Regions from separate parts of the Homo sapiens genome. Here region 2 is linked to region 1. Evidence: chromatin contacts called from ENCODE Hi-C or POLR2A ChIA-PET data. All regions are on one chromosome and are shown on one strand. Each heading gives the region's core, a stretch centred on a gene start or an enhancer-like site at or near the end of the contact. The rest is flanking DNA. Distances are from core to core; before and after follow the strand shown.

Region 1 (5,231 bases), core at 1,290-3,789:
AATAAATAAATAAATAGATTTAAAGAACAACTGAAGATAACCCAAAATCCAAAATCTTAAATGCTCCAAAATTTCCTGGCCCGAAAATCCAAAATCCTAAATGCTCCAAAATTCAACTTTTTGAGCGCCGACATGATAGCAGTGGAAGAAAATTCCATTCCTGACCTCTTGTGACAGGTCACAGTCAGGGCGGTGAAAACCTTGTTTCCCGCACAATATTACTGAAAATATTGTATACAATTACCTCCAGGCTATGTGTATAAGATGTACATGAAACATAAATGAATTTAACGTTTAGACCTCGTTCTCAGCCCCACAGTATCTCATTACATATACGCACATATTCTAAAATCCCAAGTGGGAAACACTTCTGGTCCCAAGCATTTTGAATAAGGGATACTGAACCTGTATCTGGCATTGACGTGTGTACAAGGTTATGTGTCAAAATACATGCAGGGCTGGAAGTTTATGTACCAAACCTAAGAGAGTTGTTACCTCTGGGAAGAAGGGAGGAGAATATAGCAAGGGAAGATGACAAAGAGAACTCCAACTGTATCTTACATTTTATTACTTTCACTTATTCACTTTTTATTTTATTTTGTTTTTTTTTTTTTTTTTAAGAGATGAGGCCTTGCCCTGTTGTCCAGGCTGGAGTGCAGTGGTGTGATCGTAGCTCACTGCAGCCTCCAACTCCTGGGCTCAAATGATCCTCCCACTTTAGCCTCGTGAGTAGCCAGAACTACAAGAACATGCCGCCACCCCCGGCTAAATTTTTTTAAATTTTTGGTAGAGATGGGGTCTTGCTATATTGCCCAGGCGGGTGGATCACTGGAGGTCAGGAGTTCGAGACCAGCCTGCCAACATGGTGAAACCCCGTCTCTACAAAAATACAAAACTTTGCCAGGCATAGTGGCGTGCACCTATAATCCCAGCTACTTGGGAGGCTGAGGCAGGAGAATCACTTGAACCCGGGAGGCAGAGGTTGCAGTGAGCTGAGATCGTGCCAGTGCACTCCAGCCTGGGCGACAGAGCGAGACTGTCTCAAAAATAATAAAATAAAAATAAATCAGCTGGGCATGGTGGCACATGCCTGTGATCCCAGCACTTGGCAGTATCCGGAGACATTTTTGGTTGTCATGACTTGGGGTTGCTACTGGTATTGAGTGGAGGCCAGGGATGCTACTAAGCTTCCTGTAATGTACAGGGCAGTCCCCACCACGGAGAGGGGTTCAGCCCAGAATGCTAACACTGTTGAGGCTGAGAAACCCTGCCTAAACTCATTAAATTTAAAAAAAGAAGAAAACAAGCCAGGCACAGTGGCTCATGCCTGTGCACTCTGGAAGGCCGCAGTAGGAGGATCACTGGACGTCAGGAGTTCGGGACTGGCCAACATGGTGAAACCCCGTCTCTACTAAAAGTACAAAAATTAGCCAGGTATGGTGGTATGCACCTGTAATCCCAGCTGCTTAGGAGGCTGAGGCAGGAGAATTGCTTTGAACTCAGGAGGCAGAAATTGCAGTGAGCCAAGATCATGCCACTGCACTCTAGCCTGGGTGACAGAGTGAGACTCTTGTCTCAAAAAAAAAAAAAGAAGAAGGAGGAGGAGAAGGAGAAGGAAAAGGAGAAAGAGAAGGAGAAGGAGGCAAGCCAGATGTGGTGGTGTGTTCCTGTAGCCCCAGCTACTTGGGAGGCTGAAGCTTGAGGATCCCTTTAGCCCAGGAGTTTGAGGCTGTGGTGTACTATGGCTGTTTCTGAATAGCCACTGTACTGGGCAACATGGTACACATCTTTTTAAACATTCTTTCTAAAAACAGCAAATTTCATTTTATGTGTGACTTTTACTATAAATAAAAATGTTTTTAAAATAATAAAAGTTCAGCCGGGTGTGGTGGCTCATGCCTGTATTCCCAGCATTTGAAAGGCTGAGGAGGAGGGCAGATCACTTGAGGTCAGGAGTTCGAGACCAGCCTGGCCAACATGGTGAAACCCCGTCTCTACTAAAAACACAAAAATTAGCCAGGTGTGGTGTGGGCGCCTGTAATCCCAGCTACTCAGGAGGCTGAGACAAGAGAATTGCTTGAACCCGGGAGGTGGAGGTTACAGTGAGCCAAGATCGCACCACTGCTCTCCAGCCTGGGTGACACAGCGAGACTGCCTCAAAAAAAAAAAAAAAAAAAACAGCTACAACTCTGCAACTCTGGTGTAATATCATGAAACCAAAAATATTTGCATGTTGTGTACCACAGAAGCTATTTATAAATGAAAATTTTGGCCTAAAAAAAAAGAAAGAAAAGGAATCCAAATCAGAACTCCTCTAAAAAAGCAGTACCCTGTTTTCAGTGTTGGGCTACTGCTAAAGCAGAGAAAAATGAGGTTTTGGGAAGCGGGACAGATTCTTAGAGCCATGTTAGCAAAATTACCAAACCCCATCCCCCCAACACAGACACACACACCACTCTTAGTCTTGAACAATAAAGACATACAAGGAGCACAGACTCCAGATGGCAGACTAAAAAAACATTATTAGATTTCCAATGAAAACTTTTGCTGTAGTGGTTCTAACGTGACACAGCCCTACAAAAATAAAGATGAATCACGGCCCATTTCGAAGGAGAGGTCTGACTGCCTTACGTCACAGCCAGTCACACACTGTTTTGGTTTTTTTTTTTTTTTTTTTTTTTTTTTTTGAGATGCAGTCTAGCTCTACTGCCCAGGCTGGAGTGCAGTGGTGCGATCTCGGCTCACTGCAACCTCCGCTTCCTGGGTTCAAGTGATTCTCCTGCCTCAGCTTCCCGAGTAGCTGGGATTACAGGCGTGCGCCACCACACCTGGCTAATTTTTGTATTTTTAGTAGAGACGGGGTTTCACCATGTTGGCCAGGCTGGTCTCGAACCCCTGACCTCCAGTGATCTACCTGCCTCAGCCTCCCAAAGTGCTGGGATTACAGGCATGAGCCACCGCACCTGGCCTAAATTTTTTCTTAAGTTATCAAAGAATTGCTTCCCCCCAAAAGTTATGGCACCATAAAATTTGTCAATGAATACTCAGTTACCTGCTATTTCATTTTATGTGGCTAGAACACAATAAATAATCCAAACTGATGAAGACATTGCAAAATAAAACCAACCAAAAACATAGCCCAATTTCACTCATGAACACAGATGGCAAGAATTCAGAAAACGAAACAAAGCAAACCTAGCAAATCGAATTCAACGTTATGCTGAAAGAATAATTCATCACAACCAAGTAGGTTTTACCACAGGAAAGCAAGGATGATTTTATATTAGGAAATCTATTAAACATAGATGTCGGATAATACCATTGTTAAATATTTAATGTTAGTCTAGAAGCCCTGGTCAATAGAATAAGATTTAAAACCGAAACAAGAGGTATGATTTTAGACATAATTTTTTTCATGCTTCCAGAACTGAGCAGACATAATTTTTTTAAATGACCATAATTTGTAGAGGACGAAATTGCACACAATGAATAAAACAATTTAAAAACCTACCAATCAATTTCACTAAAGTATCTGGATTCAGGGTAAATATGCTATTCATAGTAGCCATAACTAACACAACAAAACTCTGTGATACAGAAATCAGGAACCATCGTCACAAAAATAATACAGGATAAAGATGAAGAAAGGACAATATAAAAGATTTGAACAAATTGGCTGGGCGCAGTGGCTCATGCCTGTCATCCCAGCACTTTGGGAGGCCGAAGTGGGCAGATGACTTGAGGCCAGGAATTCGAGACCAGCCTGGCCAACATGGTGAAACCCCGTCTCTACTAAAAATACAAAAATTAGCCGGGCATGGTGGTGTGTGCCTATAATCCCAGCTACTCAGGAGGCTGAGGCACAAGAATTGTTTGAACTTGGGAGGCAGAGGTTGCAGTGAGCCGAGATCGTGCCACTACTCTCCAGCCTGGGTGACAGGGCGAGACTCTGTCTCAAAAAGAAAAAAAAAGATTTGAGCAAATGGAAAAGGAGATCCCATACCTGCCCGGAAAGGAAAAATACGAAAGTATTGATTTCTTAATTTATGGATTTTAACCCATTTTTCCATTTGTCCCAAGAATAATCTATTCTCTAATCCTAATGTAACATTATAGACATTTCTGTTACATTAAGATTAGAGACAAGTTCTGTTTAGAAATAACTCCAAGAACCGTTTTATATTTTCTCATATTGAAAATCAGTCAGATTTGCTTCAGCCTCAAAGAACATGTTTATGTAAAATTAAAGGAGTGCTGGCAGCGAGCTGCACTTTTTTTCCTCTGGGAAATGGGTTATGTTTTTAATTAAATTTTTAAATCAATATCTCAATGGGTTTTTTTGTTTTTGTTTTTGCTTTTTTTTTTTTTTTTTTTTTCAAGATGGAGTCTCGCTCTGTCGCCCAGGCTGGAGTGCAGTGGCATGATCTCGGCTCACTGCAAGCTCCGCCTCCCAAGTTCACGCCATTCTCCTGCCTCAGCCTCCCGAGTAGCTGGGACTACAGGTGCCCACCACCATGCCCGGCTAATTTTTTTGTATTTTTAGTAGAGACAGGGTTTTACCGTGTTAGCCAGGATGGTCTCGATCTCCTGACCTCGTGATCCACCTGCCTCGGCCTCCCCAAGTGCTGGGATTACAGGCGTGAGCCACCGCGCCCAGCCCTCAATGGGTTTTATATGAGAGTGAGAGGAGGGAAATATTTAGTTCAACCAGAAAAGGAAACACTCTTCTAAAAGGTGTAATAGGGAAAAAACTAGATTTGCCACTTTATAAAGCATGTTCTTACCAGGCATGAGCTTGTAGTCCCAGCAACTTGGAGGCTAAGGAGGATCACTTGCACCCAGGAGTTTGAGTCCAGCCTAGGCAACACAGTGAGCCCCCATTCTTTTTTTGAAGACAGAATCTCGCTCTGTCACCCAGACTCAAGTGCAGTGGCACAATCTCGGCTCATTGAACCTCCACCTCCCAAGTTCAAGCAACTCTCCTGTCTCAGGTTCCCAAGTAGCTGGGACTACAGGCATGTGCCACCATGCCCGGCTAATTTTTGTATTTATAGTAGCGGGGTTTCACTGTGTTGGCCAGGCTGGTCTCGAACTCCTGACTTCAAGTGATCCAGCCACCTCGGCCTCCCAAAATGCTGGGATTGCAGGCATGAGCCACCACGCCCAGCCGAGCCCCACTTCTTTAAAAACAAAACGACAACAAAAACAAAACTAAAAAAACACATATTCTA
Region 2 (5,134 bases), core at 2,362-4,861, 130 kb after region 1:
CCACAGCCTCGGAGGATCTGAGTGGTTTTCCACAACATCCGCTACACTAAGGAAGGAGGATCTGTTACGGTTAAGCCATAAAGGGCATCCCATGTACCCAGGCTTGTCATTTTATGGAAGAGGACACTGAGGGGCTGGGCATGGTGGCTCGTGCCTGTAATCACAGCACTTTGGGAGGCCGAGGCGGGCAGATCACTTGAGGTCAGGAGTTTGAGACCAGTCTGGGCAACATGCCCAGCACAGGCCAGCCTGAGCAACGGGGTGAAACCCTGTCTCTACTAAAAATACAAAAATTAGCTGCGCATGGAGGTGTGCACCTGTAGTCCCAACTACTCGGGAGACTGGGGCAAGAGAATCGCTTGAACCCAGGAGGTGGGGATTGCAGTGAGCCAAGATCACACCATTGCACTCCAGCCTGGGTGACAGAATGAGGAAAAAAGACACTGAGATGCAAGCAGTGAAGGAATTAGTCCAGATGTCATGGAAGGTCCCGGGTAAAGGATCACAGAACCAGGACTGGAGTTTAGCCCTGCGCCCTCCCTGGGATCTGGACCTCTTTGAAAGAGAACCATGGGATGCAGGCAGTTGGACAGGTAACACGGCAATGGGGGAACGGTGGGCTCTGGGGAAGCAGGCAGGCCTGTGAGTAGGCAGCAAGGCTGTGCCCCCACCCGCTGGCAAATCTGCCCCCTCTTCCTGAGTCTCGATTCTCATCATCCACTTTGTCTTCAGAGCTGGAGACCAGGGCATTTTCCTTGTCCCTTCCTCTCCCATCAGGCACCAAGTCCTGTGAATTTTGAACCCCAAGGACCCTCCATTTCTGTGCATTGCACCCTCCTTCTCCTTCCCTGGTGGTGGTCCCCGTCATGGCTCCCCCAGGTAATCTGCACGGGTGTCCTGGCTGGGCCACCTGCCTGCATCTTGGCCCCATCCAAGCCCATCTCTGCTCTGCAAGCTGAACACATATGTATTTTTTTTTGAGACAGGGTCTCACTCCATCACCCAGGCTGGAGTGCAGTGGCACAATCTCGGCTCACTGCAACCTCCACCTCCCAGGTTCAAGAGATTCTTGTGCCTCAGCCTCCTGAGTAGCTGAGATTACAGGCACCCACCACCACATCCAGCTAATTTTTGTATTTTTAGAAGAGATGGGGTTTTGCCATGTTGGCCAGGCTGTTCTCAAACTCCTGGACTCATGTGATCCACCCGCCTCAGGCCTCCTGAAGTGCTGGGATTACAGGCGTGAGCCACGGCGCCCAGCCAGCAAGCTGAATAATCTTTCTGAAGGCCAATCACTGCCCTCCCTACCACCACTATTGGAAACTTCCAGATTAAATCCATGCTTTGGCCAACCAGACTCGTGTTCCCCAACGGTCCACACCTCAGCCATAGGAACATTTGCCATTTGCTTAAAGGCGCCATGAGCTCTCCAGCCTGCAGACTTCTGGATGTCCTGTTCTTTCACTGCCTGTAATGTGCTTACCTGCAGTATCTGCCTAGCCAGCTCCTACTCAGTCCTCAGACCTTCACTTGCTGCCATTTCCTCCAGGAAGCCCTCCCTGATACTTTTTGGAGAGCGTAATCTGTTCCCCCTCAGATCTTCCCCAGCCTGCTGGCTGGAACCTTCTATCATTCTTGACTATAACGGTTTGGCTTAATCATCTATCTTCTCCAATTAGCTCCATGAGGACAGGGGAGACTGTGTGATTCCATTTGGGGTTGTCAGAGGCTTGCTCAGAGGAAGGGTCCTGACTCCTGAAATTTATTTATTTTATGTAATTTAATTATTTATTTGTAGAGACGGGGTCTTCTCTGTCACCCAGGTTGGAGTGCAGTGGTGTGATCATAGCTCACTGCAACCTCTGCCTCCTGAACTCAAGCAACCCTCCCACCTCAGTTTCCAGAGTAGCTGGGACTACAGGTGCACGCCACCACATCCGGCTAGTTGTTTTTTTTTTTTAAAGATGGGATTTCGCTATGCTGCCCGGGCTGGTCTCAAACCCCTAGTCTCAACTGATCCTCCTACTTTAACCTCCCAAAGCACTGGGATTACAGGTGTGAGCCACGGCCCTGGCCCCCTGACTCCTGAAATTTAAAAACAGCAATATATTATTCTATCCGCCAAGGTTTGCATTGCCCAAGCATCTCATTTCACCTGCACAACACAATCCTACAAGTAGGTGGCAGTATGCCCATTTTAGAGATGGAAAAAACTGAGGCTCAGAGAGCTTTAGGTACTTGATCGAGGTCATGCTAAGCTAACAACAGTTACCATAGCAGGATGCAAACCTTGACTGAGGTCTTTTTACCCAATGACCATTTGAAAACCATCTGCCCTGTGAGGCACGGTGGCTCATGTCTGTAATTCCAGCACTTTGGGAGGCCGAGGTGGGATGGTCACTTTAGCCCAGGATTTCAAGACCAGCCTGGGCAACATAACAAGACTCTGTCTCTACAAAAAATAAAAAAATACTAGCTGGGGCCGGGCGTGGTGACTCACGCCTGTAATCCCAGCACTTTGGGAGGCTGAGGCAGGCAGATCACCTGAGGTCAGGAGTTCGAGACCAGTCTGGCCAACATGGTAAAACCCGTCTCTACTAAAAATAAAAAAATTAGCCAGGTGTGGTGGTGGACACCTGTAATCCCAGCTACTCGGGAGACTGAGGCAGGAGACTCACTTGAACCCAGGAGGTGGAGGTTGCAGTGAGCCAAGATCGCACCATTGCACTCCAGCCTAGGCAACAAGAGTGAAACTCCATCTCAAAAAAAAAAAAATATATATATATATACACATATATATATTTTATATATATATACACATATATATATTTTATATATATATACACATATATATATTTTATATATATATATACACATATATATTTTTATATATATATATTTTATATATATTTTTTATATATATATATTTTATATATATATATAAAAGCTGGGCATGGTAGTGCAGACCTGGAAAGAAGGAAGAAAGGAAAGAAAGAGAGAGAGAGAGAGAGAGAGAGGGAGGGAGGGAGGGAGGGCGGAAGGAAGGAAGGAAGGAAGGAAGGAGAAGACTATCTGCTCTATGATTTACTTGCCATTTTGTTTGAAATTAAGCCACTTTTTTACATGACAAAATGGGACCAGGGACACATTATGCTTTGGTGTGTTATCTTTTTCCAACAGACAACAAGATCAATAACTATTTACATTTTTAAAATAAGCATGTATTCATGTACTATGCAAAACTGTGCGTGGTGAGCCTTTCTGAAGAGTGGGGAACCCTGGGCTGTTTCACCTCTGGATTTGATGGGGGATCCCATCCCCCAAGGCTCCCCCAGGTCTAGGGAACAGGAGCCTGGATTTATAGCATCCTCTTTGGGGTGTCAGGGCCAGCAGGGCAGCGTACGATGCTTACTCAGATACCTGGAAAGACCCCCACTGGGCTGGCTCTCATCTTTTCTTGCCCAAGATATGTCAGAACAAAGGTGCAAGCTCCAAAATAAAAGATGAGACACCCCCTCTCTCCCTCCCTCAATGTACCTACCAGTGGGAGCTGGAACAGCCTGTACTGCCTGGCTCCCCACTCCCCAGCTCCACCCCCATCTCTGGCCTGGCTCCCACCTCTGCCTCCTCTGAGGGAGGCCAGATGCAGGAGAAAGAGGGAGGCTCAGCCAGGCCAAGAGGCTGTCCTGACGTGTTTATATTTACAGGAGGATGAAAACCAGAGACACAAAAAAACCTTCGGGGGCTGCGACAGAAAAGACAGTAGGAGGTTTTCCAGGCACTGGGGGTAGGAATGGAGCCATTTGGGGGGTAAGTGGGAATTTGAAAGGAGGCTGCCGCCCAAGTCACATGAGGGCCAGCCAGAGCTAGAGCTGTGGCTCTTTAGAAAGAGACTGAAAAAGAGGGACCCTGGTGATCAAAAGGCAGAGGGAGGAAGAGGACGCAGAGGAGGAGTCAGCAGGGAGAAGGGAGGGAAATGAGGACGGTGGCCACAAAGGAGAGATTCAAGAAGGCAGGCTGTGGAAACAGCAGAGTGAGTCCTTAGGAAGTTAAACCTAAAATTGACCAGGCGCGGCGGCTCATGCCCGTAATCCCAGCACTTTGGGAGGCCGAGGCGGGTGAATCATGAGGTCAGGAGTTCAAGAGCAGCCTGGCCAAGATGGTGAAACCGTGTCTCTACTAAAAATACAAAATTAGGCGGGTGCAGTGACTCACGCCTGTAATCCCAGCAGTTTGGGAGGCTGAGGCGGATGGATCATCTGAGGTCGGGGGTTTGAGACCAGCCTGGGCAACATGGAGAAACCCTATCTCTACTAAAAATACGAAATTAGCTGGGCGTGGTGGCACATGCCTGTAATCCCAGCTACTCGGGAGGCTGAGGCAGGAGAATCGCTTGAACCCAGGAGGCAGAGGTTGCAGTGAGCTGAGATCGGGCCATTGCACTCCAGCCTAGGCAACAAGAGTGAAACTCCGTCTCAGGAAAAAAAAGAAAAAAAAAAGGAAAGAAAGAAAGGAAAGTTAAACCTAAAATTGGCTGGGCACGGTGGCTCATGCCCGTAATCCCAGCCCTTTGGGAGGCTGAGGCAGGTGAATCATGAGGTCAGGAGTTCAAGAGCAGCCTGGCCAAGATGGTGAAACTCTGTCTCTACTAAAAATACAAAAATTAGCCGGGCATTGTGGCAGGCGCCTGTAATTCCAGCTACTTGGGAGGCTGAGGCAGGAGAATTGTTTGAACCCGGGAGGCAGATGTTTCAGTGAGCTGATACTATGCCATTGCATTCCAGCCTGGGCGACAGAGTGAGACTCCATCTCAAAAAAATTAAAAGAAAGAAAGAAAGAAAGTTAAACCTAAAATTGCCATGCAATTGTGCCACTGCACTCCAGCCCAGGAGACAGAGCGAGATGCCGTCTCAAAAAATAAAATAAATTAGTTTGGGCGCAGCGGCTCACGCTTGTAACCCCAGCACTTTCGGAGGCTGAGCGGGGAGGATCATCTGAAATCAGGAATTTCAGACCAGCCTCGGCAACATGATGAAACCGTGTCTCTACTGAAAATAGAAAAATCAGCCGGGCATGGTGGTGCACACCTGTAATCCCAACTACTCAGGAGGGTGAGGCACGAGAATCACTTGAA

The links. A loop is a pair of places that touch in the nucleus more often than their neighbours do. ChIA-PET counts read pairs that join two places held with the same protein, here RNA polymerase II (POLR2A). Pooled maps may share reads with other maps.
Region 2: a loop to region 1 is called in a pooled map, with 2.3 times the contacts of the local background. The contact joins two enhancer-like sites. A Hi-C loop is called at or near these places in 1 of 50 pooled maps. POLR2A ChIA-PET finds 5 or more read pairs at or near these places in 3 of 52 experiments (B cell, RWPE1 and endothelial cell of umbilical vein).

What each region holds. Positions count from the first base shown.
Region 1 is chr19:7,240,577-7,245,807 of GRCh38, forward strand. All of the region lies in intron 2 of INSR (insulin receptor), which reads right to left. Among named protein-coding and RNA genes, the nearest start is that of INSR, 51 kb to the right of the region's middle. Within about 2 kb of position 2,540, at least 11 of the 41 ENCODE cell types and tissues checked have a DNase peak (open chromatin) inside an H3K27ac peak, as active enhancers do.
Region 2 is chr19:7,364,985-7,370,118 of GRCh38, forward strand. The region is part of intron 2 of ARHGEF18 (Rho/Rac guanine nucleotide exchange factor 18); the gene reads left to right. Among named protein-coding and RNA genes, the nearest start is that of ARHGEF18, 19 kb to the left of the region's middle. Within about 2 kb of position 3,612, at least 9 of the 41 ENCODE cell types and tissues checked have a DNase peak (open chromatin) inside an H3K27ac peak, as active enhancers do.